Linked DNA regions of Homo sapiens: region 2 is linked to region 1. A link is a loop called in an ENCODE intact Hi-C map of the cell type or tissue named here. Cell type or tissue: mammary epithelial cell. All regions are shown on one strand. Each heading gives the region's core, and the rest is flanking DNA. Links, peaks and the distances in the headings are about the cores only. Region 1 overlaps LOC105372988 (a long non-coding RNA gene). Region 2 holds the start of LIF (LIF interleukin 6 family cytokine).

Region 1 (16,149 bases), core at 3,110-11,109:
GCTAAGAGACTACTAGCTGGCAATGGTATACTATTCTAATACCCCAGTCCTCTCAGGACCACTTATTAGCCATGTGGGCTTGGGTGAGCAATTCAGCACCCCCTGAGATTCACCTGTGAAATGGGGATAATCATTCTTTACAAGTGAGGACCAAGTGAAATAATTTGGAATGCTATATACATATCACCTGAATTCCTTCTCGCCCCTCAACCCTCTCTTTCTCTACTAAAGTAATTTCAGGGCAACATCTTCTCCTGCCTGGATTACTGCAGCAGCCTCCAGACCACAAAATTTTCTCTGCAGTTCAAGTACATTTCATTTACCATCTTGCAGATGGTAAGACATGTTTACAAGTCAGCTGGCTTCTGAATGTGTCTTCTGGGCATTGAATTCCCCCGACTACTTTCATCTTATAGCTTCAGCCACTATCCCTAGCACGGTTATCTCTTGCAGTTACTGGTGTAACTTTCGATGGCACTATGAAGTCCCCATTGGCACCTGTTTATGCCTCTCGGCCAAACCCCTGCTAAGGGGGTGACAGGGGCAGCATGCTCCAGTAAGGTTGAAGCACTCTTCTCATGGAGGCTCACCCAAGAGGGAAAGAAAAGCAGAAGGAAATGAGGGAAGGAAAGGTGGAGGCTAGAAAGACACTTTGGAAACTGTGAAAGTGGCCCTGAGCTCACATGAAATGCAAGCCAGCAAAAGTGTTGAGATTGGAAACTTTAATGTGGCCCTTTTGAGAGAACAGCTGTAGCACTGCAATTTCCTAGAAATCTGGATGGACACATTTAAAGAGAGTGAAGCACTGAATGGAAATAACTAGAAAAGAGGCTTCCTCCTGAGCTCTGAATGTCCTATCGTGGAGGAGTTACAAGAAAGAGCAAAGCTAATAGCCAACTGAAAACCCACATGTTGTACATTTAAGGTGATAGCTGGGAACCCAGATTCTATTTTTAGTCAAAAAAGTGGGGGGAACATGCATGAATTGCTATGAGCAAGAAAGGCCAGCAAGGAAAGAGAGAGAAACAAGGGAGGAGAGGCCAGTGCCAGCTTTCAGGACTGACATTATGGTGATTTTTCTTTCCCTGCTCTGAGAAGTTGATCTGGTGGTCCTAAGTTCCTGGCATTGGGCAATTTTCCAAAAGTTTGGAGAAGTTACTCATGAAGAAGAAGCCAACTCCAGACAGCTCGTCGGGAAATGTGGAGAGTCAGTGCCTGGGTGGTTTTCATACTAATCCAGGATTTATTAAAGCTCAGAAAGCAAGCAGCAGAGAAGGTTTTTATAATGAGACATTTTGCAAATAGAGTCATCAGCATTTTTTGATAGGAAAGAAAGTTTCTCTCTGAAACTTTCTGAAGGAGGTGGCTGGCTTGGGAGGATGGGAAGAGGAGGGGGGCTCCTTCTATGAGTGCTGTGGCAGGTGGGGGACTCCAGCAGTGGGAGACTCATTCCTTTCTCAGTCCCCTCCCCTTCAGGGTACAAAGTTTTTATTTGCAGTTGGGAGGAATTAGAGTCAATGATCTAATAGAGCTAACTTTTTCCTCTCAATATGGTATGATGTGGCATTGGTAGCTCTGCCAGATACTGATGCTACCAAGGGAACTTCAGTGCAGGTGGACTTCACGTTATTACATTGACTTATTCTTCCAAAGTTACATAGAAACTAAATTGTTTTAAATCTACACAAGTAGTTAAAGAAGCCCTACTGGAAATCTTTTGTAAATCTAAATATGCATCTGAAAGGCGAGTAAACACTTCCAAAAATATTTTGCTTGTAGCTCTGAATTTTGATTTGTCTCCTTTGCTGCCGGAACATTCAAGATGTATAAATGTTGTGGTGTAGATTAATCATCTGTCCATACCCACCTTGATTTTCCAGAATTTTATATTAAGCAGATTGGTTTCCCATCATGTAAAAAAAAAATCCAATAATTCTGCAGCTTCTTTGGGACTTTATAATTTTTTACTTAAAGCAACAACCAAAAAATTTTGTTATTTCCAAACACACTAGAAGACCACATCATCTAGCCCTTGAGCACAGAATTGGCCAAAGTTTGAATGAGGGGCTAGGCCCTGAGCATAAGTTGATGCTGATTGTCAGTGGTCAACTCAATGTACATACCTTCTTGGGAATGGGTTCTGTGCAAGGCACTGGCTGGGTCCGATGAAAGGAAGTCCTGAACTGTTCAGGCAGCCCATCTGATGCAGCAGCAATAAGCCCTGAAGAGGAATAGGGTTAACAAATACCAACAGTTTAACGTATACCTCAGAGCAGAGAGAGAGGTCTAGCATGGTGAGGGAAAGTTTCAAGGAGGGAGTGAATTTTGAGCTGGATCTTGAGGGGAGGTCAGGGTTTGTATACATAGAGTCAGACAGGAAGAGCATCTCCTACTAAGAGGAACAGAGGAGTGACTGCTCAGAGGTGTGAGGATTGAAGGGGGTTTGGTGATAGAAAATGGACCAGTGTGGCAGGATTTCCAGAAAGGAAATCCTGGAAAAGTTTCAGAACAAATTTTGAATTAAGGGTTTGCAAACACTTATGCGAAAACAATAATTGCTAAGAGTCAAGCATGGGTGCACTAAGAACTAGTCACTTCCTGTTTTTTATAAGGTTACTAGACTGGTAAACTACAGGATGTTGTCCAAGGGATTCTTGTGATTGGCTGGAATTTGGTCTTTTTCTAATGTAAAGTTTTATTGTTCTGTGTAAGAGTAGAACTCAACTGTGTTGAGTTCCATTATGCCACTCCTTGCAGCAAGGTATCTGACATAGGCTCTGTGATATTCTTGGTAGGGCTGTGGTCTGTGTAAGTCAACATTCATCCCCAGAGGTGATGGATCAATGGCAGGATAGAGGATGGTTTCCGTACTATAACAGGGCTTGATGTTTGGCCCATTTCATTTTTCCATCTTCATTATTGTTTGCCAATGACATAAGGAAACATACAGGCACACAGGATACCTTATCAGAGTTCCAGATAATATGAAACTGGAAGAGATAAATAAATGTATTCATTGATATATCAAAAAAGATCTTTTGGGGCTAAAATGATAGACCGAAAAAAGCAGCTGAAATACAATAGTTATAAATGCAAAATACTGTATCTAGGGTCAAAAAATCAACTTCTCAAAAAGCAGATGGAGAAATATGTCTTAACCACAGTTGATGTGAAAAGAGACCGAGGCCTTTTAGTTTACCACAATATGACCTAACAGTGTAATGCACTTGGCAAAAGAAGGCTATATTTAGTAAACATATCATGTCACTATGTTCTTTAATTCAACAAGTCCTTATTTTGTCCCCCAATATGTGTCAGGTATGAGGTTGGGCAGTGAATACACACTGGGGACCAAGACAGAAAGAGTCCCTCCCACAAACAGCCTGCAGTTTAGTAGAGGACAGAAACAAACACCAGAAAAAGTAAACATATAAAATCATTAAACCTTGTGAAAGGGGTCTGGAGGGGCACAAATAAAAGTGGGGAAGGGTCAGAAGGGACCTGCATTTCATGAAGTGGTCAGGGCAGGCCTCTCTGAGGAAGTGGTGTTTGAGCTGAGGCCATATGAAGAGGAAGGACAGTCAGAGAGACAAAACACTCCAAGCAGGACAGTGAGTGCATAGGCCCTGAGTCTGAAAGGAACTTGATGTGTTTTTGGAACTGAAAGACCAATGAGGCTGGTCCCCACTGTGGCTGCCAATGTCCATTCTCCTGTCCTTCCATAGCGATAGGGCTTCTGACACAGGGCTACCTGGCTGTAGTATATTTCCCAGCTTCCCTTGCAGTTGAACATGGCCATGGGACTGAGTTTTCATGAGTGGAATGCTAACAAAAGATCTTCTGTGACAGCTGGGGCCCTTAAGAGGTGGGTGAACCCCCCCTACCCTTCACACTTTCCTTTTCTTGCTGGATGCATCTGAGGCTTGGTAGTAACCCAGCTTATACCAGAACACCACATGGAATAGCAGATCCCCAGTCAGAAGGGGCCTTGGTCACTGAATGACTGCAGAGAATACAGCCCCTTGCCTGCTTGGATCACTCATCTCACTCATCATCACTCAACTCTCAAGATGGTTACTTGAGAGAAAAAAGATTCTATATTCTTTAAGCCACTGAAGTATTGTCATGTCTCTTACCTAACCTAACTATTACAGAAACAAAGGAGATACTAGCGCCACCAACCAGTCCACATTTAGAGCGTTGCATTTAGTCCAAAGGTTCACGTTTTTAAAAGAGACATTGACCATCTGAAGCATGTCTAGGGAAAGGTAACAATAACAACATTTAGGAGTCTGAAAACCAAGTCAATGAAAAATCTGTTAAAGACATTACAGTTGTTTAGTCTGGAAAAGAGATTTCTCCAGGGTGACATGATAACTGTCTTCAAAAATTGAAGAAGAGGAATGAAACTGAATTGGGGTAGCTCAGTGGGACCTATGGCTGGTTGGGATTTGTGATGAAGCAGATTCTCATTCAATATAGGGAAGAAGTATCTAACAATGAGGGGTGATTAGAAAAAGGCCAGATTACTTTGAGTATCAGAGGCTTCTCCCTATCACTGCACCCAGAGAATGGCCACCCACTTATGAGATGTTGCAGGGGTGATCCAATATCATTGTGGCAATGCTAGTGAATTCTAGGATTTCATGTAGAAGAGGTGATATATAATGCAGGTGAAGCCAGGTCACAACGGGGAACTGACTGTCAGTTTGGAGTGTATCCTGGAGGCAAGTAGTATCTTGAAGGTTTCTGAGCAGAGTAGCAACATGATCAAAGCAATCTGCTAGGAACATTGCTTTGGCCAACACAGGGTGGTAAAAGTCCTGATTTTTATAGCCCGTGTTGGTCATTGGGTGCTTATATTCCCTGAACCAGTAGCAATTTAAAGAAAACCAAGAGTGGGCCGGGCACAGTGGCTCACGCCTGTAATCCCAGCACTTTGGGAGGCCGAGGCGGGTGGATTATGAGGTCAGGAGATCGAGACCATCCTGGCTAACACAGCGAAACCCCATCACTACTAAAAATACAAAAAAATTAGCCGGGCATGGTGGCACGTGCCTGTAGTCCCAGCTACTCAGGAGGCTGAGGCAAGAGAATTGCTTGAACCCGGAAGGCAAAGGTTGCAGTGAGCTGAGATTGCGCCATTGCACTCCAGCCTGGGTGACAGAGCGAGACTCCGTCTCAAAAAAAAAAAAAAAAAAGGAAAACCAAGAGTAAACAACATTGATTTTCTTTACTTTATTTTTGAGATAATCCAAAAAAATAGTTATGAGCTAGCATTTTTTAACAATTTATCTTCCAAGATGAATGATCCTTTCATTTCAAGGAGCTCAAAGTACTTGACATCCCAGTCTCATTCAGGCTTGTCTCATATCTGAACCGCTATGTCAGGGGCAAGACTGTCAAACCTCCTCTCTCAGATAAGAAGGATTCACAAAGAGGGGAAGTGAGTTGTTCAAGGTCACAGTGAGTCAATGGCAGGGCAGGCTCTTTGACTGAGGTCTCCCAACCCTCAGGCCTGCACACTGCCTTGTGCCCATGCAAAGGATACCTCAACTAGGAATGTCCCCCACATACCAGAAAAACCAACCTGAATGAACATCCTTTCTGAAGATAGAAATTACCTGAGATATTTAAGGTTCAACCAATCTCATTTTGTAGATGAGGAAACTGAGGCTTAGTGAACTCAGGCCTGGGATTCCTTGTACTACATCTTACCATCCTATCTACCCATAAAATGGTAGGCCCAGAAACAACCTACATGATTACCTGGAACCAACTAGGCTATCATCATCAGCTCCACTGTCTGGAAATATAAAGGCTCACATTGGCTTTGGCCACCAAAGAGAGGAAACATTCTGCAATCCTTAAAAACTCATGGCCGAAGGGGGTGGGGAGAACTGTTTGAGCCTTGTACTTACAAAGTCAAAAGGGAAAACATGTGTTTCACATTTGTCTTGGGATGGGAAAGAAAAACTTTTCCTTTCACTTAATCTTGGTTTAAACAAACAGAGAGACTGCCCTTTCTGTAAACTCACCGAATGTCAAATATTGTTCACTCGCATGGCATTGGCTTACTAAGCCACTACAGAGCCACTTCCCTCACGTAATCCCCTCAATCCAAAGGCACTTCAACTTGAAGAGGATCAACTGAAATAATACACATTTCCTCTGATGATTGGACAAGAGGCAGCCGATGGAATCAGGTTTCCAAACCTATAACCCCTGGTTTCAGCCGGAGACTTGAGGCAATACAGCTTCAGTCATGACTCAGGATTTTGCGAGTGAAAGCAAGCACGTCAAGTGATGTAAGAAAATTCCCCCATTCCTCCAACCCACTGGCTTCCTCCTCCCTGGAGAATTCAGTCAGACAGCATTGTGTTGGGGGTGGGGGAGAAACAGAGGTATCCTGTCACTGGGTGCTGAGCTGCCGGCACGCCTCCTATCACCATTGCCATGGCCAGCGTCATCACCATCGCGGTGGCCAGCGTCAGCGTTTGACAAAGGAAGTACTCAGTTACAATTACCTTCCTGTTGGCCAGCAGCTCAGATAATTGCTTTGCAATGTGTGTGAGAACCTCATAAATTAAACCAAGAAACAGAGGGGCCAGGTCTGGGCTGAAGGGAAGTGTCAAGTGGAGGAGGCAGTGATGCAAGGCTACCTTTGAAGTCACTTTGTTTGTGAAAAGTCTGCTGTGCTCTCTTAAGGAAACTCCACTGGAATGAGGTTTCTGTGCATGTGGGGTTTAGGGCTATTGTTTTTGGCTCTGACTTTCACCTCAAGCCCTAGCTAGGACATGTATAAATCCCATAACAACAGCCTGACATGAAATTGCTCACCCTCTCATTGCATCAGGGGACTTTTACTCAGGCGGATTTTGAATGCCTCATTGTTTAATAGGACAGGAAGTTTACTCTCAATGTAAATGAGGAATCCTTTTTCTCCCCGCCTTACCTCCTTGGAAGATTCTTACAGAGGCCTGACTTGTTGGCCCTAGTCTAGCTTCTGGTCTAGCTCCTTCCATAAAAGCAGCTGCAGCCCAGCAGCAGCCTCCCAGTTTCTTTATTAGGGTAAGGCTTTTCTTAGGACCAAAGTTTTTGGGCAGGCTTTTCCCTAGAGGGAGTGCTGGGTGATGGGTTAAGTAAGGGCCACCCAGGGACAGGGTGGGGTTGGATGTGAAAAGGGTTGGATTTTCTCTTTTCAGTTTCTTCATTCTGAACTGGACCTAGGTTTTTTTTTTAATCACAGAGAGGGAAGCCCCATCTCTAAATCTTATGATGCTTTTCTTCCTTGGGATATATCACAAGGAAAAAGTGGGTGACTAGCCCACATTTGTGGCATAAGGATAGGACTCTGAAGTCCAAATGTATCAGATTAACCAGCATGAGCAAGAGGATGCCTAATTCAGAACCATGACCCTACCCTCTGTTAGAGCAAATCTCTGAGGATAGAAACTTCTAGAAAAATCCTTGTGGGCTCCCCCACATCTCACACCACACTCTGTAGGCAAACCCTTTAAAAAAGGCACAAGTATAACCCTCTCAATCTTCTTCTGATGCCCTCAGCAACAAGATTGGCTGAGAGATCTTCAAAGGGAGAATAATCTCAGATACAATTACTTTAGTCAAAGGAAACCAGTTATGGACAACAACTAGGGAAATGACAGAGACACCAACTCAGTAAGATGAGGAAGCCCTAGTTTATTTGGTTTGTATATCCAGAATCTTTTTTCCTACACATCTGAAAAGATACCAATAATGAGTTAAAAAAAAAAAATCAAGTCAACCACTGCACATGTAGACCTAGAGATTAGTCTAAGGTTGAATTCCCATCACCATTGCCTTCCACACACAGCTTCATCAACAATGATGAAGAGTCAAGGATGGGCTGGGCAGGTGGCTCAGGTCTGTAATCCCATAACTTTGGGAGGCCAAGGTGGGTGGATCACTTGAGGTCAGGAGTTCAAGACCAGCCTAGGCAACATGGTAAAATCTGTCTCTACTAAAAATATATTAAAAAAAAAATTTAGCTGGGCATGTGGTGCACACTGGTAATCCCAGCTACTCCAGAAGCTGAGGCAGGAGAATCACTTGAACCCGGGAGGCGAAGGTTGCAGTGAGCCGAGATCGAGCCACTGCACCCCAGCCCGGGCAACACTTGCTCTGTCTCAAAAAAATAGGAAGAGTCAAGGATGATCCCTGACAGTAAATATGCTAAAGATTTATTTGTTTAAAATTGCAACATTAACCAGAGTTTTACACACTTGTATATGTGTATACGCATGTAAGTGTGTGATTGTGATTTTATTTGCACCAGGTCAGGTATAACTAAGCAAGAAGTAGCAGCCTTGCTTGTGGCCGGAGCTCTGTTCTCAGAGCTGCTTTCACATTACAGTCACCTGTAGAGATTCATCCACAACACACAGATACCTGAATGCCTGAGTGTCTCCCCCAGAGGTTCGGATTTAACTGGGCTGGCCTGGGATCTGAGCACAGATCTTTTTTTTTTTTAAAGCTCTCCAGCTGATTATAATGTGTGTCCAGGTCACCATCCACTGAACTAGGCCAGCCCCTAATGCAGTCTTCTCCCTCCACTGCTCTGTAAAATTGAGCCACATTTGCCAGCTCCTTGCACAATATCCTCTCACTTGGGCACTGGTGATTCTCTCATCTCCCTGGTCCTCATCCTCGCTTCACCCCACACTTCAGCATCTGGGATCTGGCTTCCCTGTGACTATACCATGGCAAAAAAGTTCTTCCTAAAATGGCCTCAGGTATAATTCACATTTTAAATTACTTCCTACTCAATAAAAATGATTGTATTTATAAACCATCTGGTCATTCTCATGTAATGAGGTGAGAGAAAACCAAGCGGCATCCAGTGGCACATGACTGCTTGGCTGGCCCCTTCCTCAGCAGGTCTGTGTACCAGCTTCGTACAAGGCTGGTGCAAATCCATCCTGTTGAAGGCACAAATAACTGTGTATTGGGAACCCTCAGGAACCTTTGGGGGCTGGCACAGAGCTTGGCACACCACAGGTGCTCAGCAAACTTCTGATGAAACAGAGAATATTGAGTCTGCAAATTCAGGGGGTTTCCCCAACCTAATTTTGTTCTGGAAATTCAAATGACTGGACTGAGAAAAAGTTGTCCTGGTAATTACCAAACCCCCTCTCAGAGAACGCAGCAAGTGGCAGAACTAGCCAAAGAAACGCAGGCGTGATCAGTAGATATGCACAAGCATGCTATCTTTCCTACCTCTCCCCCTTTCTTTCTCCTCCCTGAGAACAGCTTTTCATATCATTGCAGAAATAAGGTGGAGGGGCTTCCTTTCCACCCCAAAAGCAATTTGGTTGATGGGGTTTTAAGCCAGGATCTCTCTGGGTAGAAATGACGTTCTGTGCTGCTAATGATAAATGGTGAACAAGGAGATTCTCTTTAGTTTTTTAGTCTGTGTAAGCACCTAAGTGCCCCAGATTCTCAACATTTGCTGTTTTGTCTTCTCTGGGTCCTATCTTGGCCATCTCACCTCACTCTGAGCTTGCTTCTGGAAGGAGGTAACAGACGTCAACTAGCATCTGCCTGTTTATGGTGTTTTTCTGTTTTATACTCTTGAGTTAATATGTTCTAATATCTCGTTGGATGGACCTTTCCCAACCCCATCTCACCCTTCCCTTTCAGGATTTTGTTATTTTCTCTCATTCATGAGACATGAATTTTTTTCTTTCTTTTTTTTTTTTCAATTAGTCTAAGGTTGAATTCCCATCACCATTGTTTTCCACACACAGCTTCATCAGTGATGATGACGAGTCAAGGATGGCCCGGGCACGTGGCTTATGCCTGTAATCTCAGCACTTGGAGAGGCTGAGGTGGGTGGATCACTCGAGGCCAGGAGTTTGAGACCAGCCTGGCCAACATGGCAAAACCCTGTCTCTACTAAAAATGCAAAAAAATTTTAGTCCAGTGGCACGACCTCAGCTCATGGCAACCTCTGCCTCCTGGGTTCAAGTGATACTCCTGCCTCAGCCTCCCGAGTAGCTGGAATTACAGGAGACTGCTACCACGCCTGGCTAATTTTTATATTTTTAGTAGAGATGGGGTTTCACCATGTCAGCCAGGCTGGTCTCAAACTCCTGACCCCAAGAGATCCACCCGCCTAGGCCTCCCAAAGTGTTGGGATTATAGGCGTCAGCCACCATGCCCAGTCATGAATTTTCTTTTAAAAAAAAAAAATCAGTGAATCTCACTGGGGTTTTTATTGGAATCATAATGAATCAGCAAGTTAATTTGGGAGTAAACAAATTTCTAAATTGAATTTTCCCATGTAACAATGGCTATATTATTCAAATCACCTTTAAAATTTCTAAGTAAAATTGTGTAGTGTTCTTTATCAAGATCCCACATAGGTTTACTGCTATGTGATTTACGGCTTTGGGTGCTACTGTGAATAGGATATTGGAATTATGGTTCTCAATAGCTTACTGGTAAAGATGAATGCCTTGATTTTGGGGTGTTTATCTTGTGTCCAGCCATTTTTCTAAATCATTTTATTAATTTCAGTAGTTTCTTTCTGGTTTCTTTAATTTTTTAAGGGTACAACCATGTGATTGCAAAGAATAATATTTTATATTGATCAAGGGGGGTGGTGGTCCAACATATTAGTGCCCTAGGACTGCTGTCATAAAGTACCACAAACTGAGTGGCTTAAAAACAACAGAAATGTATTATTATTATTATTATTATTATTATTATTATTTTGAGACGGAGTCTGGCTCTGTCAGCCAGGCTGGAGTGCAGTGGCTCGATCTTGGCTCACTGCAACCTCTGCCTCCTGGGTTCAAGCGATTCTCCTGCTTCAGCCTCTCAGGTAGCTGGGACTACAGGTGCCCACCACCATGCCCGGCTAATTTTTGTATTTTTAGTAGAGACAAGGTTTCACCACGTTGACCAGGCTGATCTCGAACTCCTGACCTCAGGTGATCCGCCCACCTCGGCCTCCCAAAGTGCTGGGATTATAGGCGTGAGCCACCACGCCCGGCCAGAAATGTATTCTTTTACAGTTCTGAAGGCTGGAAATCTGAAATCAAGGTGTCAGCTGGGTTGGCTCCTTCTAGAGGCTCTGAGGGAGAATCTGTTCGATGCCTCTCCTAGCTTCCAGTGGTTGCTGACAATCCTTGGTGATTCTTGGCACGCAGGCCCATCACTCCAGTCTCTACCTCTGTCTTCACAAAGGTTTCTTCTCCATGTGTCTGTGTATCTCCAAATCTCTCTCTCCTTACACAGCTATCAGCCATTGCACTTAGGGCCTACTCTCCTCCAGTATAACCTCATCTTGACTTGATTACATCTACAAAGACCGGATTTCCAAATAAGGTTATATTCACAGGTACCCAGAGTTAAGACTTTTTTTTTTTTTTTTTTTTTTCCAAGACGGATTCTCGCTGTTGCCCAGGCTGGAGTGCAGTGGCGCGATCTCAGCTCACTGCAGGCTCCGCCCCGCGGGGTTCACGCCATTCTCCTGCCTCAGCCTCCCGAGTAGCTGGGACTACAGGCGCCCACCCCCTCGCCCGGCTAATTTTTGTATTTTTAGTAGAGACGGGGTTTCACTGTGTTAGCCAGGATGGTCTCGATCTCCTGACCTCATGATCCGCCCGCCTCGGCCTCCCAAAATGCTGGGATTACAGGCGTGAGCCACCGTGCCCGGCAAGTTAAGACTTTAACATACCTTTTCGGGGGACACAATCCCGCAACATCTAGTGTGTTTGTCTCTGACGAGGCTACATCTAGAAGTTGTGGTCCAGCTCATGAACCATATTTCAAGATGTACATTGAAAAAAAGCATTTGTCCTGATAAAGGTGGCCACACGGTGAAGGATCTTGCATCTGCGTGATATGAGAAATGCTACGGGAACTATGTTCAGCTTGGATCCAGGCTTTTGGAAGAGTATAATGTCCATCTTCACATGCATATGGGGCTTTCATGGTACACATAATCTGTATTGGAGGGAAGTAGATTTTGGCTCAATATAATTTTGGCTCAAGATCCAAAGGATCTTTGGATTAAGGCCATTTACTAAGGGCAGTGAACTTAAAGCAGTTGTAACTTACCTCATCCTTCACTCATCTAACAAATATGTACGAGGCCTGTTATGCTCCAGGCAGCAGGCACCAGGCCAGATGTTAGGGCAATAACAGGCATATGAAAGATACAGGCCTTGCCCTCAGGAAGCTTGCAGTCTAGCAGGCCCTGACAGGGTCCAGGCAGGCTGGGTTGGCACGTCGGTCAAATTGTTTCTTAGCTAAGGCATCATGGTCTTTATGGCCTTTGAGAGGCAATATGTAAATGAAAGTGGGGGTTTGGGGTGAGGAGTGGGAGTTGAGTGGAATGGATTTTTTTTTTTAATTTATCAGCTTACATCGGAGGAATGGATTTAAAAAAAAAAAAAGATTGAAATGAACACAAGGGCTTTCCCTGGCAGGCCACATGCAAAAAAAGTCAGCTCCTTCACACCATCACTCATGTCCAACCCTCAGTGGAGAAGTTTTATCTGCACAAGTCTCAGATTCCACTCTCCTGCTTCCCATTACAGCCTTCTCAGCCTTACCCCACCCAGCCTGAGTAACGAAGCTCAACAAACAAAACAGTAACTGCTCGGGCCAGAGCCACCTCGCTGGGAAAACAAGTTCCTCTCCCAAATCTCAGCAGACAAAATAGCCCAGGCCCTAGGTGTTTCCCCTTCTGCCTGGGACATGCAGCCAGGAAAGCAAAGCGAGAAGCTCTAAATCAAGTGTTTTCAGCCGAACCAGACCCAGGAGTAGAAGGGAGAGGCCTCCACTCTCAGCGGCTGTTCCTCCTTAATGAGCCAAAACAAAGCCGATGCCAAGGAAGTTAATCTGCCCTGAGATAGGGGAGAGCCACTCCCTGAGGTGGAGAAGGAGCTTGGGCCCAGGGCACGGTCTGGCCTAGGAGGCTGGGCCTACAGAGGTGCACACGGCCAAGATCAACCTTCCAGGTGAGAGGAGGTTCAGTCTTTCAGAAAAAGGAACCCCCTGTATGCTTGTTTGCTGCCTTTTGACCATATGAGGAGACAAATACACTATTTAAAAGATCTGTCAGCCTTACGCCTGTAATCCCAGCACTTTGGGAGGCCGAGGCGGGTGGATCATTTGAGGTCAGGAGTTTGTGACCAGCCTGGCCTATATGGCGAAACCCTGTATCTACAAAATATACAAAAATTAGCTGGGAGTGGCGGCGCATGCCTGTAGTCCCAGCTACTCAGGAGGCTGAGGCATGAGAATCGCTTGAACCCAGGAGGCAGAGGTTGCAGTGAGCCAAGATTGTACCATTGCACTCCAGCCTGGACAACAGAGCAAGACTCTGTCTCAAAAAAAAAAAAAAAAAATCTGTCATTGGTGCTTGGAAATGCCTGGCACTCAACACCAAGGAGGTCTCGAAAAACATCTGGAAGAGATCATGGGGTTCCTGCCCCCACTGTCCATCCTTCCCCTGCTTCTCTGCACAAGTGCACATAGCCTCACCCAAGCACACATGGGTACATGTGTACACATACAACAGCACACATACATTCACCCTTCCGGCACATGCATCCTCACACATGTATACGTGCATGTGCACACATACCCACATACATAAACACACTCCTATATGTGAGTATGCACACAATCCACCTTCTCACACATTCTCAAATGCACCTGTCTGCGCACACATTCTCACGCAAAACACACATGTTCTCCCTCACGCATGGCTATAAGTGCACGTGCATGCATCCTTATACACACATTCACACACAAACGTGCACTCTGTATACACACGAACCTGCACCTTACATCTTCACACATGTCCATGCGTATAGGTTAATGTACACGTTTACCCTCATACACAAGCACACACATACATGCATTTTCACACATGCATATGTGTGCACACATTGTCATAGTGCCTTCACACACATGCACACACACATGTGCATCCTCACATACATCCTCACACCTACATACCCCCCATGCCCTATACTTGGGTGAACACTCATCCTCTCATACACAAAGCCCTTTTGAGCTGATGCTTCTCCCAGAGTTAATTTGACTGTCTCCTCCATGACAAGGAGGGGCCAGTGACTGGGTCTGGTTTCCATTTGGAGCTCGCAGCCTGGCACCCAGCTTGACAGACAGATGGTAGCAAAGGCCCATAGCCCCAGGTCACCCACGGGCCCCAGAGGAGTGTTCCTGCCATCCATCCATCACCCAAGAGCCAGCACCCTGGAGTTGGATCAGTGTGGTCCTCACAGTAGCTTGGTGACCATGAATAAGTTTCACAGCCTGAGTCTTAGTTTTTCATCCAAAAAGGGTGGTTAACACTTATTTCATGGAGTTGAGAAGGCTAAGATGACAGAGGTGAAGTGGCCACACATAGTAGGTGATCAGGAAAGAGCTCTTTCAGGCGGCTGCCCTGGGCCACCAGAACTCCCTGGCCACCATTCTCCAGGGCCCCAGGCACACTGGGGTGGGAACTAATGAAATCCAAATGTGAAACTCTAGGCCTTTCATGTGGTTGCTGGTCAGAAGCACATTTGATAAGGTGTCCCGGCTGTCCTGGCCGTCCCTACATGAAGTCTGTCTAGCCAAGGCATTTCCAGGGGTCTAATGAGAAGGGAACTGTGGTTGGGTGATTTCGAAGGTGATGGGAAAGACGTTGTTTTTCATTTATAAAGCTGCCAGGGCCAGTTGGGGAAAAGCAGAGGAAAGGGAAACTACAAGAAAGTAGATCCAAAGAAACAGAACCTGAAAGAGCTCCCCAGGCTGCTGCCTAGAACATCTGGAACTAAGCTAATGGGCATGGAGGGAGAGCAGCTGCCAAGCCATCTCTTGGCACGAGCTCTGAGAGCCGCCTGAGGGAGCTGGAGCAGACGCCGTGGGACTTTTCCCCTGAGTTATTGCAGCTTCCTCCTGGAGCCGGCCCGGGGTGGCGGCTCAAACATGGAAATGTGGTCTGAATCCTCTTCCCAGCAACCGCTGCTGGGCCTCAGTTTCTCTCTGTGAGGCGGGCAGTTGAGCGAAATGAAATTATAATATTTAATTATAATATTGCGAGTGTCAGACACTGCGCTGAGTTCTGCATGTGGATCCTCTTAATCCTTAAAACAACTCCAGAGGTGGCAATGATTGCACCCACTTTACAGATAGAATAACTGGTCAGAGAGGGTGTGTGTGTGTTACCTAAGGTCACGGAGCCAGCAAGGGCACCGGGTGAGAATTTGAACCCAGAGCCACTGGCTTCCTAACCACAGCGCTCTCCTGCTGAGCAGGGACAAGTACTCATCTTCCCAGCTCTCCCTGCAGTCAGGGAGCCAGAACACCCTGGGACCGGAAACTGCTGCCTGGATGACCTCAGCCAGCTACCTCGTTTCGCAGACGGGGAAAGTGAGAACCAGAGAAGGCCGGTGACTGGCCCAAGGTCACGTTGTGTCCCATATCCTCCTCTCATTCCCGGACGTCCAGCTCCCCAACAGCCCCAGCACAGAGCTGGGGAAAAATCTTCAGAGACATCCCCTTGGGAAGACAGCTGGAAGGCAGGGCTGAGCCGGGGTCATTTGTGACCCAGCGGTGAGGTGATGAGGTACTGACGAAAGTACTGTATTTCCCCCTTTTGAGAAACGCTTTGGCATCAGATGAGTCTTGGGGGAGGGAGGAGAGGAATTTGGCAGGGATCTGGTTATAAGCCATCTGGAGGGTGGCGTGAGGACCGGAAAAGCCGCTGCCCGTTCTGTTTGGTCTCATCCCCTGAATGAGGTCACTGAATGTGCACGGGAGGCTCAGCGCTGCCCCACTCCAGCCTGATGGAGAAATCCTACCCGAAATCCCAAAGCAGGGCAGGGACATTCCCACCAGATACTTTTGCAGCCTTTGTCCTGTGGGACGAAGCAAGGGATGATGACACACTCGCCTGCCCACCCGGAAGTGAGTCTCAGGTCATTGCATCAGAAGGGTGACAACCTAACACAAGTCATTGCTAAGCAACTCTCGCGTGCTCAGTATTCACATTTTCTTGCTTCATTCTGACCACTACACTGCACAGGAGCCATTATTCTCACCCCCCGCCTCCATTTACAGATGAGGACACCGAGACCCAGA
Region 2 (16,149 bases), core at 8,150-16,149, 50 kb after region 1:
GGGTCAGTAGGGCTGTGCTCCCTCCAAGGCTCTGAGGGAGGAGCCTTCCCTGTCTTCCAGCTTTTGGTGGCCCTAAGCCTTCCTTGACTTGCTGCCTATCACTCCAATCTCAGCCCCTGTCTTCACGTGGCCTTCTCCTCTTCTCTCCTTTCTTAGTCTCTTATGACACTTGTCCCTGCATTTAGGGCTCACCCAGAAATCCAGGATGATCTCGCTTCGAGATCCTTAACTGAATTACGTCTGCAAAGATTGTTTTTCCAAATAAGGTCACGTTCTGGGGATTAAGACTCAGCTATATCTTTTCTGGGGGGCCACCATCCAACCGCCTACAGTGGGAAGTGCAGGTAAGGCTCCTGTTTGAGACAGGGCAGGGAAAGCAGGGAGGGGAGGAGGCTGAGAGTTCTGGACCCACGGGCTGTCAGTGCCTGGGCCTTGCCTATGGCACACTTCTCATCTATCTGCAAAGAAAGGTCCTTCAGGGAAATGGGGAGTGTTCCAGCTGGCTCGCTGGGAGGTGGGGCCTGAGTGAGTGTGCCAGGAAAGAGCCTGCTGACAGGTAGTGCCCATCCCGGCTTTGATTCATTGGCCGTCTGGGCAGGAGCTGGACCGATCAGCTAGGAATTACAAAAATGCTTCGCACATATTTTCCTCTCGCTGGTGGTTTTCTGCTTGGTTAACCCCTGCTGGGCCCCCAATCCCATTGCTCGTCTGTGTCTGCGGCTGTGGCTCTTTCTCTGCATCTCACCCGCCCCCAGCCCCAGACACTCTCTTCACATCCCCTCCCCTCTCCCCCAGTCACTGACTCTTGGCTGGAGTGGGCAGGGCTTGACCACGTCCTCATAATTGAAATTTTTGGCCCCAAAGCAGGGTGGTGCTTCCCCAAGTCAAAGGGATGGACTCAAGCTGAGGCCTCTGCTAGGGCAGGAGGAGGCTTGAGAAATGTCCTGGATGCCAAAGCCAGTGACCAGGAAAAGGCTTTTTGCCTGGGTCCCAGAGGATCCAAGTGGCCTTGTAATGAGGCAGATTTAAGGCCACTGATCCCCAATTTCCTGCCCCAATCATGTTGCCTTCCTTCCTGCCCCCACCTCATGGCATTTGCAGACTCTTCCCAGAGGGAGGAAGTCCTTCATCAATAAAAAGGGTTTTAAACTACTGGAGTTAAGGCAGAAGCTTCTGAGGCTTCTGCTCCACCTTCAAAAGTCCACCCTCAGTCAGGCTAAAGCCCCAGTTTGTGCCTGTGTCATCCTGGCCCCTTTTAGGACCCGTTTCATTGGACTGTGTCTTAGCCATTTCGGTTGCTGTAACAGAATATCGCAGACTGGGTAATTTAAAGAAAAGAAGTTTATTTCACTCACAGTTCTGGAGGCTGGGAAGTGCAAAAACGTGGCACCAGCATCTGGTGAGGAACTTTTTGCCGCATCATAACACGGCAGAAGACGTCACATGATGAGAGCTGGTGTGCACTTTAGGTCTGGCCTTTCTTCCTCTTCTTCTAGCCACCAGTCCCCATCATGAGGGCCCAACACTGATAATCTTATCTAATCCCAACTACCTCCCAAAGGGCCCACCACCAATCAACACACGGATTTGGGGATTGGGTTTCCAACACATGAAATTTGGGGGACACATTCAAATCATAGCAAGCTTCACTGGATGTCGGGCGCCAGCTTTTGCAAAGATGGCTGCAGAAACCGCCCTCCAAAAATCCACATGCCTGTGCAGAAGGCTGTGGCTGGAGGAGAGGGCATCACAACACCCCTGTCCCCCCATAAGTCTCCAGGGAGAAATTCCCTTTCGAAACCAGTCCCAGGACAGGCTCTGCTTTCCCTGAGACTCCTCTTTTTTGATTATGAGAATCACATAAGAAGATCACATTTCCATTTTCCTTTCGGCTGCCAGGAATCTCAGATCCAACTTTGAAGCTCAGCCATGGCAATTATGTGGCCCCTTGTGATCTGAAACATTTATTTTCTTTCTTTCTGTGGTCTTAGTTTTCTCACTCTGTTTATATCTTCTCTCATCCCGATTCTCTATTTTATCAGCATTTTCATTAGGTACCTTCTGCTATAAGCTGCTTTACATGCTGTTTGGAATAAAGAGGATTGTAAATAGGGAAATAAATACATCGTGGTTCCATTATGATGTTAATATTTATTGCTGAAAATGTGATTGTTTAGCAAAATAAATGAATTCCCATTCTGCATTGTCTTTGAATTTCGAACAGAGGTTACCCGGGAGACTCTCTTTCTTCTGCTAGGAACCATTGAGCTCCTGTAGATCTAACGCCTGGTGCATAGAAGGCCTTGCCAGTCTTGACCAGGTGAGTGGATGGTGTTGACCATAAAGATGAGAAAACATCAACAGCATCTCTCACAAGCTGAGTGACGTCAGGGTACCCTCTGCCTCCCTGGGCCTCAGTTTCCTTATGTGAAATAGAAGGAGTAACCCAGCCAAAGCCTCACTGAGTGGTTGGGAGGATCTCGTGATGGGTGAGAAGATGCTTTGTGAACTGCAAGATGTAGGGCCTCGCAGAGCCCATGGGCATATGTATCCTGTGGGTAGCTGTTGGCAGTTGTTCTCTTGGGATCGGGGGAAGGGTGGTGCCATGTCCTGTTGAACTCCTGAGAGCTGGCTGGGCAGGAGGGCTGCCCCGCTGGCTCTACCACACGCCTGGGGTCAGGGGGCCTCTCTCTCCAGGCATCCTCTGGACCTGAGACTCAAGTTACCATGAGGGGATCAGTCAGCTACTAGGACTTTTGTCTGCCAGGCTCGCCCCCTCCCCATCCACCTGGCCCTGGCCTTGAACTCAGGACTGTCAGAATCCTCCCTTCCACATTCACTGGGAGAGAGTGGCCCCTTCCCCTGCAAAGAGGGCACCAGGTGTCTGAGACGCATTCTGCTTGGACCATCTCCACCCTTGGAGGAGCGGGATTCACGAGGCATTTCTATGTCCCTACTTGTAATTCCTTCGGACAACCTTGTGAAGTAGATAAGATGGCATTCATCACTGATGATTCTTGCAATTTTCAAGATAAGACAGCTGAGCTCATGAAAAGGGTCACGGGACTGCATCGGGGAGCGCCAGGCCCAGGATCCTGGCCGGCCGCAGGGGCAGGGCCTTCCCAGCAAAGCAAACACCTCCCTTCTCCCACTTTTTCCCACAAAGTGATTGTTTTTGCCTCTTTTTTGGAGGGTGACCCAATAACCAATTAACAGTCCTTTGTTCTATTTTGCCAGGGCAGGGCCCTCTCCCAGGCTGAGAGAGGCAGGGAGCATCCCTAGGCCCTGGCGTCCCCAGCCAGCCACCCAGGACTTAGCTGTCATTCTCTACCTTTCTGTGCTTTGCCATTTGTTTTGTTTTCCTCTAGTTTCCTAGTAAAGGTTGCTTTTGAAAAGCTTCAACCTTGTCTCCCTGAGCAGAGGGGAGGAGTGTTTCCACTCCTGGGCGGTGGGGGAGGACGTTGTGGGGTGTGGCCCAGGGCCTGAGCCAGCCTCCTGGAGACTGGGCGGGAGACTTCAGGGGAAGACTCAGAAACAGCTGTGGGCCTGCCGGCCTCTCCCTCCCAAGCAGCTGCCTTCCCGGCCCTTGGCCATTTGCACTTGGCGTGGGGGACTCCTGAGGAACGAGAGATGAAAGCGCAGGGTGGCCTTTCTCCGACTTTAATGTGCACACGAGTCTCCTGGGATCTTGCTAATGTGTACGTTCTGATTCTGCAGGTCGGGGGGTGAGGTCAAGATTCGGCACTGCTAATCAGCTTCCAGGTGAGGCCAAGGTCGCGCCATGTTGTTGAATGCAGTCCCTTCATGTTACAGAGAGCAGAGGGGACCACAGCCCGAGCCCCCTGCTGCCTCCCAGAGCGAGGCTCTCCTCATCGTGGACTCACCGCCCTCTGTGTGCCTCGTCCATCACATACATCCTAAGTGTCCCTCCCAGCCTGTGAGCTTCTAGAAGGCATTGCAACCCGGCACAGGAGCTGACACTTACAAATATTCAGGAACAAGCCAGTAGGTGACTCTCAGAAACACTGCCCAGATCCCCGAAATAAATCTCGGCTCGGGGAGCCCCAGACCCAAACCCTAGAGCAAAGAGCAGGGAGACATTCGGGGCCGCTCCAGAGTCTCAGTGTCTGTGGTTTCCCAGTTCTGACCTTGAATCCCCCCAGGAAGGGATTGCAGAAGGCTGGGAAGAAGGTTGCAGTGGAAGGGGATTCGGTTCCCAAATAGGCAGCGGGAGGAGGGACGGAATCAGGGCGGGCAGAGTCCTCCTTGGTTCTGGCCCCAGTGTCCTGTGTGATTCTGAGTAGGACCACCTATCCCCTCCCACTCTGGAGCCATTCGAGTTGTCCTGTTATGTCCCTCTGAATGGTCAACAGGACATTCCTGGGCAACAGAGACCTTGGCAGCTGGTATCTTACAGGTCCTCGAAGTCTCATGTAGGGGAAAGATCATGAGATCTGGAGGTGAAGGAGTGGCCCTAACTGGCCCTAAACACTTCAAGTGCCCCTGGGCACGTGGTTTCATGGCTCTGAGCCTCGATTTCTTCCTCTGGTATGTGGGGATGGCAACTCCTGGAGATCCCATGAGATTAAGTGAGGAGTTGGGAGGGAATGAGCTGAGATATCACACGGCACCCCGTTTACTTCTTTTTTTTTTTTTTTTTTTTTTTGAGACAGGGTCTTCCTCTGTCACCCAGGCTGCAGTGCAGTGGCGCAATCATGGCTCACCGCAGCCTCCACCTCCTGGGATCAAGGGATCCTCCCACCTCAGCACCCCGAGTAGCTGGGACCACAGGCGGACGCCACAGCATCTGGCTGTTTGTATATTTTGTAGACAGGGTTTCACCATGTTGGCCAGGCTGGTCTCGAATTCCTGGGCTCAAATGATCCACCTGCCTCAGCCTCCCAAAGTGCTAGGATTACAGGAGTGACCCACCGTGCCCAGCACCCCCTTTACCTCTGAGCAATCCATCTCTCTCCTTGGGGGCACCCCATGATCTAGACACCACCCACCTTGTTCTGCCTTGGCCAAAATACCACCTAACTGCCCCCACCTATGCCAGGTGCCCCTCACCCACCCTCCTCCACCCTTCGCTGAGTCCCACTTGGCTGGTGCCCAGGACAGGGACAGTCCCAGCCCTTCCAGCCCATCTCCCCACATCAGTACACTCCGGAGAGCCAGCCAAGAGTAGATTCTTTATTCATTTCTCTTTTTTTTCTTAAAAAAAAAAGTATTCATTTGGTATAAAAAATAAATATTTTAAATATGACATTGAATAAATAAAAATAATCTGTCAGTATGAAACATCCCCACAGGGTACATTCATCAAAGAGGAATTTGTCACCCAAGGCCATGTGCTTTTCAGTGGAAAGGAAGGAGGGAAACCTCTAAGGCCGCACGGTGGGCCCACGGAGCTAGCACGTGGGCGGGACTGAAGGCTGGATGCCGGGATTGAGGTGGGGAACTAGAGATGACTCTAAGGCAGGAACATCTGTACCATCTGCAGGGAAATGCTACCTCCCCGGGTGCCAGAGCTCCAACCCCACACACTATGTCTACTCTGGAGAGCCGGCAAGGCAGAGCTGGACTGGCTGGGTCAGGGTGGAAGTGCCCCAAGTCAGGGACAAGGAGGACGATGGGGACGATGGGGAGGAGAGACAAGTAAACTAGCAGTGCTTTTTAAAAAAATGTTTAAATAATAAATAAGGGCCCGGAGACATCTCTCTTGGTAAACTCTCTCTTCCTCCGGCCAGGCCCAGGTGTGGTCCACACCAGCAGATAAAAAGGGAAGAGAAACCCAGCTCCCGGCCTGGCAGAGCTGTTTCACGCAAAGGCTCTGTGATTCAGTGATGCTGTGCAGGGTGGACGCCAAGCTGCCGGACGGGATCTGGAGGGAGCACTGAGGATGGGTCCCATGGGGCCAAGTCCAGGCTGGGTGGGAGAGCGACTCAGAGCCAGGGCCGCAAGGTGGGCCTGGCACAGAGCTCCCAAGTCCACAGGGAGATGAGGTGATGGGCGAGTCAGCCGGGCCCCCCGGGTGGAATCAGCAACTCTGGTTTCCAGACAAGTTTGTCTTTCTCGAAGCCCATCCTGGGGGAATGCAGCCAGCCCCAAGCTAAGCCGGATGAAGCAGGAAGGAGAAGGCAGTCCCTGCATCCTGGACAAGGGTGAGTGTGGCCCACATCTCAACAGCCACATCCTCGTCTTGCTGTTGGGATGGACAGATGGACAACTCCGGGCCGCACCCTCCACCCCAACCCCAGGCCTCAGGACCTGCCTGCACACTGCCCACGCGCCATCCAGGTAAAGTGCTTAGAGAGCGACAGGGAAAGGTGCAAAGTGAGTGAAAAGTACCATAATTAGTACCATCATCTTGTCGGAGGAACTTGGAGGCCGGCAGCCCGCTCAGGGTTTGAGAAGAAGCCAGAACACTGCTCTGAGCAGCTGCCCCAACTCTGCTGCCTCCTTCCCTCCCCTGCTCTCAGACTGGAGGGCGTTTCTCCACTCGCCTGGCCCCAGCACAAAGGAAGAGATCGGGTTCCCTGCCTGGGAGCCCAGACATGGGTGGGAGTGGGATGGGGGTGGAGCAGGAGGGCCCACAGCTTCCTGGTCTGAGTCCCAGGCATCTGCAGCCTCCCTCTCCTCCTCTTGGGAGCAATGGGCAGCTGATCCCCCCAGTCTACCCCACCTTCCTGGGGTCTGGCCCAGCCAGGCCCCCCGCACCGTCTATGGGTGTCCGGGCCACAGGAGGAGCTTCCCTGCTGTGTCGGAGCATGCTGGGTGCAGGGGCAGGGTTGTTCCAGGGCGCTATTTCAGAGGCAGCATGGGGACACAGAAACAAGGACAGGGTGGGCCACAAGGACTGTCTTGCCCACTGCTCCAGGGGGCACAATATCTGCCAGGAACAGTGCGCCTCACAACACAATGCTGGGGCGCCCAAGAACAGTGTGAACCAGCCCCCTGGAATCAAGACAGAAAGGCACCCGGCCTCTCCACAAATTGGCCCAGCCCCTGCAGCCTGGACCCTGACACCCTAAAGCAAGTCACAGTAGGGGATGGGGGGGGGTGGAGCAAGGCCCCCCACTCCCACTCAGGCCTCCCCATTCTCTCAGATCCGACCCTTCTCTGAGCTTCACCCGTAAGGCTTATTCCACTTGTAACATTGTCGACTTCCAGACCAGGCCCTGCTAAGCCCTGGCCCTGGCGCTTGTGTCGGGAGCCATCATCATATTTTGTTGAGTAGGGACCAGGGAAAGGGGAATTAACTTGGCCACTGAAAGCACCAATAAGTTAATATAAATAGGATATCATAATAAATAGAAATCATGCCAGGTCAGACGCACAGCACGCTTGGAGCTCAGGGTTCCCTGAGACCCTGACCCTAAGTTCTGCTGTTCCCTTGCCCTGGGGACCAGAGACGGCCTCCAGTCCCCCTCAAGTACCTCTGTGTGACCTCACAAGGCCTCCCAGGGCCTCAGATGTGAGCTGCTACTCTGAGCTACCCCAGCCCCTTCTTACAGACCTTTACCCAGAGGAAGAGCCTGGGTCCCTCAGAACCTCTGCACCTGACTTAGCAACCTGCCCCTGCCCTACCCACCTCCACAAACCCCTGCTGCAGGTCCAGCCATCAGACCCTGGCCATCCCAGGCTGCAGGGAAGATCACGGGGAAGAGAACGAAGAACCTACCAAAGCTTTCCAGGCCTCTCCTCCTCCCAGTGTCTTCCTTCCCAGGCCTGAAGGTGGCTTCTCTGCCTCCCCAAGAGCCTGAATGCCAAGTGACCTCCTTCTGGAAACTTCTGCCAGATTGTTCCTATGCCCAAGTTCTCTGATCATCCTCAAAAGAAGACAGCCTTCCATCCCAGAGGCCCCTCTCTATCTTCCACTCATCAAACTTCTAGGGGACAAGGAGTCCTTTGGGATCCTAGCCCCTCTGGCCCACCTAAGTCCCAACCTAAGGGGCAGCAAAGGCACAGATGGTGATAATTTGCTGGGGGCTGGTCCACTCCCCTGGGCCCTGCTGTCTCACCCTGTGGTCAGGGCTCTTGTAGATGACTTGTGTAGTTTGTTCACTGCACAAAGTGAGCAAGGGGCCAAAGGGACAAGTAGAGGCAGAAGTCCAGCCCACGCTCCCCAGTCCACAATCTCCCAGAGGAAGGGGCACCTTCTTCTAGCTCCCTCCCTATGGAAGTTTCCACTCTGCTCAGCTTCATCACAGCCCAGCCCAGAGTGGAGTGGACTGGCCAGGCACCCTCGGGGTCTGCCAGCAGCCCCCATTTGGGTTTAGCGATGCCCTGGGCCCCAGCCACCCTTGGACAGGCCCCCACATCTGGACCCAACTCCTGAGATCCCTCGGTTCACAGCACACTTCAAGACCTCCTGCTAGAAGGCCTGGGCCAACACGGCGATGATCTGCTTATACTTCCCCAGGAGTTGACAGCCCAGCTTCTTCTTCTGGAAGACATCCTTACCCGAGGTGTCAGGGCCGTAGGTCACGTCCACATGGCCCACGTGGTACTTGCTGCACAGGCGGCACAGCACGTTGCTAAGGAGGCCTCGCAGGATGTCGGCGGTGGCGTTGAGCTTGCTGTGGAGGCTGAGGGCACTGGGGTTGAGGATCTTCTGGTCCCGGGTGATGTTGCCCAGGGAGGTGCCAAGGTACACGACTATGCGGTACAGCTCCACCAGCTTGGCCTTCTCCGTGCCGTTGGCGTGGAAGGGCGGGAAGTCCGTCACGTTGGGGCCACATAGCTTGTCCAGGTTGTTGGGGAACGGCTCCCCCTGGGCTGTGTACTGAGGGGCAGAAGGGAGGTGACGTGGGAGTCAGGGGTCAGTGTCCCAGCCCTGCCGCCAACCCTTTGGGCAAGCTCTTGCGTCTGTTTCCCCATCTAGCGCATGAGGACCCAACTCCTTGCCCTGTAAGCATCTGGAATTGTCATGAGAGCCAAAACTAATTGTAATGTGAGTGCCCTTGCTAAAGATCAAAGACTGAGCCATGCACGCAGTCATCATTATCATCATCATCATCATCACCACCCTAAGGGGACAGAAGGGAAAACTCGGTGTCTAGCCCTAGCTGGGGCACCACACACAAGTACTTCCATCCCTGCACTCACAATGTTCCGGGACGCCCCTCCATGCCCAGCACCCACAGCCCACTGCCTCTCAACCGCATCTCCCTGGTGCCTCACGCCCATTTCCCCTCCATCCCTCGCTCCCTGCAGCAGGACAATCACAAGATAAGAAGTGCCAGGTCCCCACCTTTGCACTCAGTTCTCCCCTTGCTAACTGGGCACCCTGGGGAAGCTTCCCTGGGGAAGCTTGGGCAGGAAGTGGCGGGAGTCTGGGGGTGGTTTAATCAAGCCCTCTCCCCATTCTCTCCTTCCAGCCCCAAAAGGTCCCCTCAACCCAGATCAGGACAGCCCCTAATGATATTTACAAGCCCCCTCCCTGCCATCTCCTGTCAGTATCCCAGGGGTAACTTACATAGAGAATAAAGAGGGCATTGGCACTGCCATTGAGCTGTGCCAGTTGGCTCCTGATCTGGTTCATGAGGTTGTTGTGACATGGGTGGCGTATGGCACAGGTGGCGTTGACAGGGGTGATGGGGAGGGGGCTCCCCGCCCCATGTTTCCAGTGCAGAACCAACAGCAGGGGCACAACTCCTGGGGACAGTCAGGAAGAAGCCATGAGTAGAAAGGCAGGAAAGGGTGGCCTGGGGTCATGGCACACCGGATGGGGGTCCAACAATGGCCGCATGGGAGAGGACTCCTGGTTCCCCCTCACCACCTGCAGCTGTCTTCCTGGGGCCTAGTCTTCACTCTGTCACTGCGTGTGTTTCTCTGTCTCCCTTTCTCTACCTTAGTTCTCCCTGCTCTCTTCTGGGATGACGTAAAGATGAGGGCAAGACACAAGCCATTTCCACCCAAAGGGTGCAGGGTCCAGGAGAGACTCCCAGCCATCCCACCCTTTCCCTCAGGAAGGCAAAGGTCCTAAGGCCCCCTGGCCCTCTGGCTGGAAGGCACCAGGCCCCAGGCCCAGCAGGCACCAGGAGAAAGGAGACCCCTCTCTTCCCACCTCCCGTGGTGGCCCAGGTTCCTCAGCAGCGCTTCCCACTCACTGGCCCATTGCAGCCCAAATCTCCGAAGCCAGGCACCCATGGGGGCCACGGGGCATGGGGGAGTGGGGAGGAGTCCTCGGTTGACCCTCATCTCCCTCCCAAACCTGCCACTTGATTCTGGCTCCCTGGGCCAATTGCCCCCAATTCTGCCCCCGCCCCCATCATCCTCTATCTCTTCCTTCCCTAGTGTCCCCTATCTCACTCAAGCTCACCCCATTTCTGCCTGGCTGTCCCCACTCTCCATCCCCAAATCATCATTCAAAACTCTCTGTTCCCCCAGCTCCGGACAGCCCCTGACTCCATGCCTTCTCCCGACTCATCCGCTGTCCCTTGTCCCAGGGGTTCCCCTCCCTCCTAACACACACACACCGGCTCAGGGAGGGAGAGGAAATGGTGCACCAGGAGAGAGAAAAGGCAAAAGGTCATAGGCAGTCGGGTGGGCGGGGAGGAAGGAAAGTGAAAGGTGACAGGAGAGCTGGGAGCTGTCCCGACATGTCCTGGTTTGCCCCTCCCCCAGGGGGGCCTGTTCTCCCGACTCCCCCCAGGCCCCCTTAGACGCTTTTCCAGGGCTCTGCAGAAGGGCACCTGAAGATGGTGGGGGCCGGGGTCAGCGGGCGAGTGAGGCTGGAGACCTCCCCCGGATCCCCCATGCTGGAACAGCGGGGACAGGGGCCTCCTCAAGTTCACTTCTCCTGGGTCCCCTGTTCGTCCCAGCATCCCAAGGCAGTGCTGAGGCCCCGGGGTGGCTGCGGGAGGGGGGCCACACCCCTATATCTCACCTAGCGCAGACCACACGCTTCCAGACACCAGCAGATGGAGGCGGCACCTGCTCCCGTCCCAGGCCGGAGTTTGCAAGCTGCTCGCCGCCCGCGCCCCTCCCTGGGAGCAGCCCGGGACCGCGGTTGGAAAGGAGAAAGCGGAAAGAAAGAAAGAAAAGAAAAAGAGAGAGGGAGAGTGAATCTGGGAGAAAGCGCAGAGGGAAGAGCAGCCAGCGAGTGTCCGGAGCGAGGAGGAGGAGGAGGAGAAGGAGAGGGGGAAGAAGAGGAGGAGGAGGAAGGCTCGGCGCCCCCTCCCTCGCCGCCAACCTGCCGCGGGGCGTGCGGTGCTTGGGACCATGTGCCCGCGCTCGCTCCGGGCCGCCACCCAGCGCCTCCGGTGGCTGCGCGGGCGCCCCAAGTGTTCGTGTGTCTGCGGCGGGTGGGCGTCCGGCTCGCGCTGCCAAGCGCCCCAAGTTGCCGCCGCGCCCCGCAGCGGGGACGCGAAGCCGGCGCGGGGCGGGTGTATTTACCTGCCGCCAAGACCTTCATTATGGGCTGCACTTCAGAGGGCCTTGGAGGAAACCTCAGATGCCGGCAGTTTTCAGAGGTTCATGCTCAAATGGGGAATTTGCCTGATTTATATACTGGAGCCTGTGTTGTAAGACAGAAACAGCTATATTTAGCCGGGATCCCCAGTCCAGGAAGTTGTTTGAGGTGCATCATAGGAAATTATGAATGGAAGAAAGTGAGAGTGAAGGGGGGGGACGAGTGAGGGGGGAGGGTGGGGAGAACAGACTTTTTCCCTCTTCTAAGAATTTGATTGATAAAATTATAATGAAGCCTTCGACAAAACGCCCTGTGGTTTTCCTGCCTGGCTTGTCCCGGGAGTTGTCTGAAGATGGGCATCGCCAGGAGGGGGCCCCTGGCCGAGTCAGCAGGGGTCCCAGCAGTGGGCGCCCCAGACGGCCCTGACTCACCTGGGTTTGGGGAGGTAGCGAGTCTGGACTAGCAGATGGAGACTGGCCCCTGTGCCCCCTGGTTGGGGGGCTTTAGGGGGGCAGTGGGAGGAGGAGGGCTAGGGCTTGGCTGAGAAGGAGGCTCCAGGAGGAGGGGCCGGGGCCGGCGTGGACTTTAGACGGTCATAAAGTGGAACTGAACATGGGCGCTGGAAGCCACCCCAGAGGTAGCCTCCTCCAATCTGCACATTGCCACTGGGCCCCAAGGGGCTCCGAGGGGAACACGTTGCCCAGGGCCCCAGAGGGTCAGGCCTCCAGACACCACCAGTGCACTCGCCCTGCTGACCACTGTACCTGTGAGGCTGGGGAAGGGGCTAGGAAGACATGGGGGTAGGGGTGACTGACTCAGTTCTGTCGGGACACTCTGGGAAGGTGCTTCTGGGAAGGCGGTCCAGCATTTCCATTCTGAAGCAGGACTGAGAGAGGCTTGGCGAAATCGTACCCCAGTTTCCTCCTCCGGGTGCTGATTGATGGTTGGGGAAACTGAGAAGTGGCTGGTCCCTTCCAGACCTGCCTTGGAAGCCCCTTTGAGCCCAGCCTCAGAGAATGATGGAGGTCCCCAAAAAGTGCTTCTAGAGGCTCTAAGGCAGTGTCACATGTTCTGGCGTCTTCTGAGGCCAGGCGATTTGTGAATGAGGAAGGGCAGAAAGGAGCAGTGGGGAGCCGGGCAAAATGAGCACAGGGACACCTCCAAGAAATGCAACAGAAAAGTGAAAATAAATACACCCTATGAGATGCGGGAATGCCGGCCAGACAGCATGGCCACGCGTCTGGGGCCATGCCGTCCCTAAAGCTGCCAGGGGACCCCCAGTACCAGGAGATGATTTAGTCCCCTGTGGCCCCTTCCCAGCCCTTCCGCCTGACCCTGACCTGAGATCAAGGTGTGTGAGTTGGTTTTCCAAGGCCAGGGAGCTCTTGCAGCCTCGCCCGGGCCCCCACCGCCCCCTCGCCCATCCTCCATGCCCCCAGTTCCTGCCTCTTGCCACATCCCAGACCTGCCCAGCCACGGGTTCCTCCTTCATCGTGCCAGGACGAGCCCTGGTGCCTGCTGCCGTTCCCCACCACACACACACCCTGCTTTATCTACGCTCTTGCCCCCCATTCTCTCCCAGCAGGGCCTCGGATGTGAGGTGATAAAACTGCCCATCCCAGCTGGCACTTCCCGAACTGGCTCTCCTTCCTCCTTCCTGCCTCTCACCCCACACCTTGTCTCTTCTTTGAGGGACCATGGAGGGCCCCACTTGGCACTTACTGCTCCTATACACTTGCTCTGGGGTCAGCGTACACTACTAGGAGACTCACCTGCCCTGGCCTGGCTCAGGTAACCCCACATCCCAGGACACCCCAGCTCAACCCTTCTTCTTACACCTCCCCCAGCATCTCCTGCACAAGGACCTGACCACTCAGAGCACGTGAGCTCTGGACCAGTCCCCAGTCCCATCCCACATCACCCAGACCCCTGCCACCTGACTCAGCCTGGCTCTCCTGACATGGACCCCAAATCCATGTGACCAGGGGCTCACTGTGGCCTCCACCCATCAAACCCCCGTCGCCCGGCCTGAGTCTCTCATTAGGCTCAAGAGTTCTGCAGCTGCCCCTACATCTACCATTCTGCCCAGTCTCCCCTGCATCCTTCCAAGCGGACCCCCAGGCCCTTGCATGCCTTCTGGCAAGCCAGACCCCACATCAGCCCTATAATCCACCCCCAATCGCTGTTTAATCTCAGCCCCACCCCACAGGAAACAGGAAGTGAGGACAGGGTCTAGAAGACACTGACACTAAGGCCCCTTAACCCCAGCCCTGACTGGCCCCTCCAGTGCCTCAGTTTCCCCTCCTCTCACGGTACCTGACTTGGTTTGTGCTCCCCAAGTGCTCTGGGCCCCTCGGCGCCCCAGGCCCAGCCTCCCCCTCCTGTCCATGTCCAGGCACCACCTGCTCTGGGCCTCTGGAGGGAAGGCTGGGCAGGGTCTCGGAGCCGCAAGTCCGTGTGCCGCCTGCAACGTGGCTGCGGCCCCCAGGAATCAGCCGCCCAGGCTACGCTCCAGGCCCACTTTGGTCTCTGGGAGTTTGTTTTCTTCCCTCCCTCTCTATGCTGTGTGTGTGTGTTCCCCGCCCCCGGCCGGCTCCCTCATGGAAGGCACCCTCCCTTCTTGGCTGCCGGCTCCCAGGGTCACGACCCCAGGCCCCACCCTGGAGTGGCAGCCCCGGCTTGGCCCCTTCCAGCTGTGACTTCATCCACAGCCTGTCCTGCTCCTGCAGATGGGGCCTGCTGGGGATTTGACCGGTCTCAGGGTGAGCGGGACAGTCCCGGCCACATGGGACCCCCTGACATTGAGCAGAGGTTACTAGGCCAGAACCCAGGAGTGCTGTCTCCAGGTGGCTGTGCCATCCAACCCATCACTGCTCTCCAGGAAGGGAGTGCACCCTCTAGCACGTGCAGCTACCCAGCTGCTCGTCTTCTGCTGATTGTTACCCCCCATCCACAAGTCTCTCCTGGGATATCACAGCTGCTTATTTTCCAGATGGGGAAATTGAGGCTCAGAGAGGTGAAGATAACTATGTGGGGCTCACATAAAGAGTTAATAACAGAGCCAGGTCTGGAACCGGGGCTTCTGTCTTGCAGGCCACAACAATCCCTGCAGCACCTCTTGCTCTGAGAGGGCGAAGGGCATGGCAGGAGTGCTCGGGTCGCCTTCCTCCAGGAAGCCTCCCCTGCCTCCCATGGCCCCGACCAGCTCACATCGGCCATGTCCTGCCTGCTCGTGTTTCAAGTGGGGATGAGTCTTATTCCTCAACCTTTGAGAGTTTGAATGGGGTCTGAGACTCACTTGTGCTCTAGACAGCACCTGGCTCAGGGCTATACTCTGACATGAATAGAGGTTAAGTATTTTTTGAGAAAGCATTTTATAGTTTCCAAAAACTGTCAGTGCCAACTCTCTTGTGGAAAGGAGATGGAGAGGCCTGAAGGTTTGAAGAATGGACTCTGGCCTCATTCACAACCAGGTTGGAGGTTTGGCTCTGCCAGTTATGAGCTGAGTGACTTTGGGGAAGGGACTACCACCTCCTGGCCTCAGTTTCTTCAACTATAAAATGGGAATAATGGTACCGCCTTTGTGGGTCTGCTGTGAGGGCTCAGGGCTCAGCATGGTTCTGGGCACCCAGCAAGCCACCTGTCTGCATATCATCACCCATTGTGCTGACCTCCCTGTGAAGCAGGGGTTCATTTGACAGATGGGGAAACTTGGGTCCATGCCAGGGTGCTGAGCGGGGAAGGCTGGGCAGGAGCAAGACCTCTCAAGCCTCTGCTGATGGTAAATTGAGGCAAGATACCCACGTAGCCTCCAGCTTCAAGGGTGCCCCAGATAAATCAGACAGGTTGTGGGAGGGGGCTGGCAGGGCAGTGTGCTCACTCCCCCAGAGCCCCCTTCCTGGCCCCTCACCACCCCCACCCCAAGCCTGATCTGAGGACAGCAGCTGACCTGGCCTTACCGCCCCCAGAAGCTGATTCACCCCCAGGCCCCATGTGAGAAGGAAGGAGACAAACTCAGCTCTGAGGGGCTTGAATCACCAGCCGCCCCCTGCAAAGCCCCGGGGTTGGGGGGGGGATGCGGGGGTGGGGGCCAGCCCCCTGCCTGTCTGTCTCTTTCCTGGACCCTGGGGCTCTCAGGAGAGAGGGCAGCATGTCAGTGGCATGGGCAGGGGTGAGATGGGAGGTCCCTTCACAGTCAGGCATTCTGTGTGGGCAGCCAGCAGCAGTTACTCACCAGGTAAGCAGCTCTCCGGGCATTGGGGAATTCCCCAAGACCAGCGACCCAGAAACAGCGCTCCGGGCACCCCCGGCTGCCCAGGCTGGCCTCCCTCCTTCCTTCCCCATCCCCTCTGGCCCTGGTACCTGGAAAATGAGCAGAGCCCTCAGGTGGGCCTAGGAAGGAAGCGGGGGGCCAGAGGGTGGGTCCCAGGCTCAGGGCTGGTGAGGAGTGGCCAGAGGAGATGGTGAAGCTCAGGAATGCCGGGCACAGCCCAGCCAATTGGGCATCCTGGCCAAAAAGGCAAGAGCACCGCACTCTTCAATGCTTGAGGAGTGAGAGTGTGATGCCACCAGCGGACCGTGCCTCCACTGTTCTCACCCCAGTGGTGTGGGTTCAAATCCCTCCTGCCCCAACAACCAGCTATGTGGCCCGGGACAACGGGCTTCCTTTCTCATACCCTCGGTTTCCCCTCTGCAAATGAGGATGCTGTCATAACAGCCTCGTGGGGCCA

Evidence for each region. Peaks named below come from ENCODE experiments on the same cell type or tissue, not always from the same donor. Only the 100,000 strongest peaks of a DNase experiment are listed, where the experiment ranks them.
Region 2: a loop joins it to region 1, with 6 times the contacts of the local background. A loop is called at or near these places in 29 of 110 quality-filtered maps.

Annotation. Positions count from the first base shown.
Region 1 is chr22:30,190,010-30,206,158 of GRCh38, forward strand. LOC105372988 (a long non-coding RNA gene) reads right to left here. Exons shown (of 3, transcript NR_188588.1): 2 at 2,124-2,221. It also overlaps a transcript of HORMAD2 not described here. Among named protein-coding and RNA genes, the nearest start is that of LIF-AS1, 41 kb to the right of the region's middle. RefSeq lists enhancers at 6,357-6,476, 15,721-16,149. In mammary epithelial cell, for the core only: no CTCF peak of the experiment used is centred there; DNase peaks (open chromatin) are centred at 6,292 and 6,812; H3K4me3 peaks cover 301 bases; H3K27ac peaks cover 4,369 bases.
Region 2 is chr22:30,235,274-30,251,422 of GRCh38, forward strand. It overlaps LIF (LIF interleukin 6 family cytokine), which reads right to left and starts at 11,486. Exons shown (of 3, transcript NM_002309.5): 1 at 11,404-11,486; 2 at 9,482-9,660; 3 at 5,180-8,788. The coding sequence starts at 11,422. The coding sequence ends at 8,378. LIF-AS2 (LIF antisense RNA 2) reads left to right here and starts at 10,937. Exons shown (of 1, transcript NR_148946.1): 1 at 10,937-11,720. It overlaps LIF-AS1 (LIF antisense RNA 1), which reads left to right and starts at 3,921. Exons shown (of 3, transcript NR_149070.1): 1 at 3,921-4,005; 2 at 4,418-4,548; 3 at 4,674-5,265. RefSeq lists enhancers at 66-568, 6,363-7,031, 9,436-9,936. In mammary epithelial cell, for the core only: a CTCF peak has its summit at 11,283; DNase peaks (open chromatin) are centred at 10,948, 11,458 and 15,668; H3K4me3 peaks cover 2,559 bases; H3K27ac peaks cover 2,602 bases.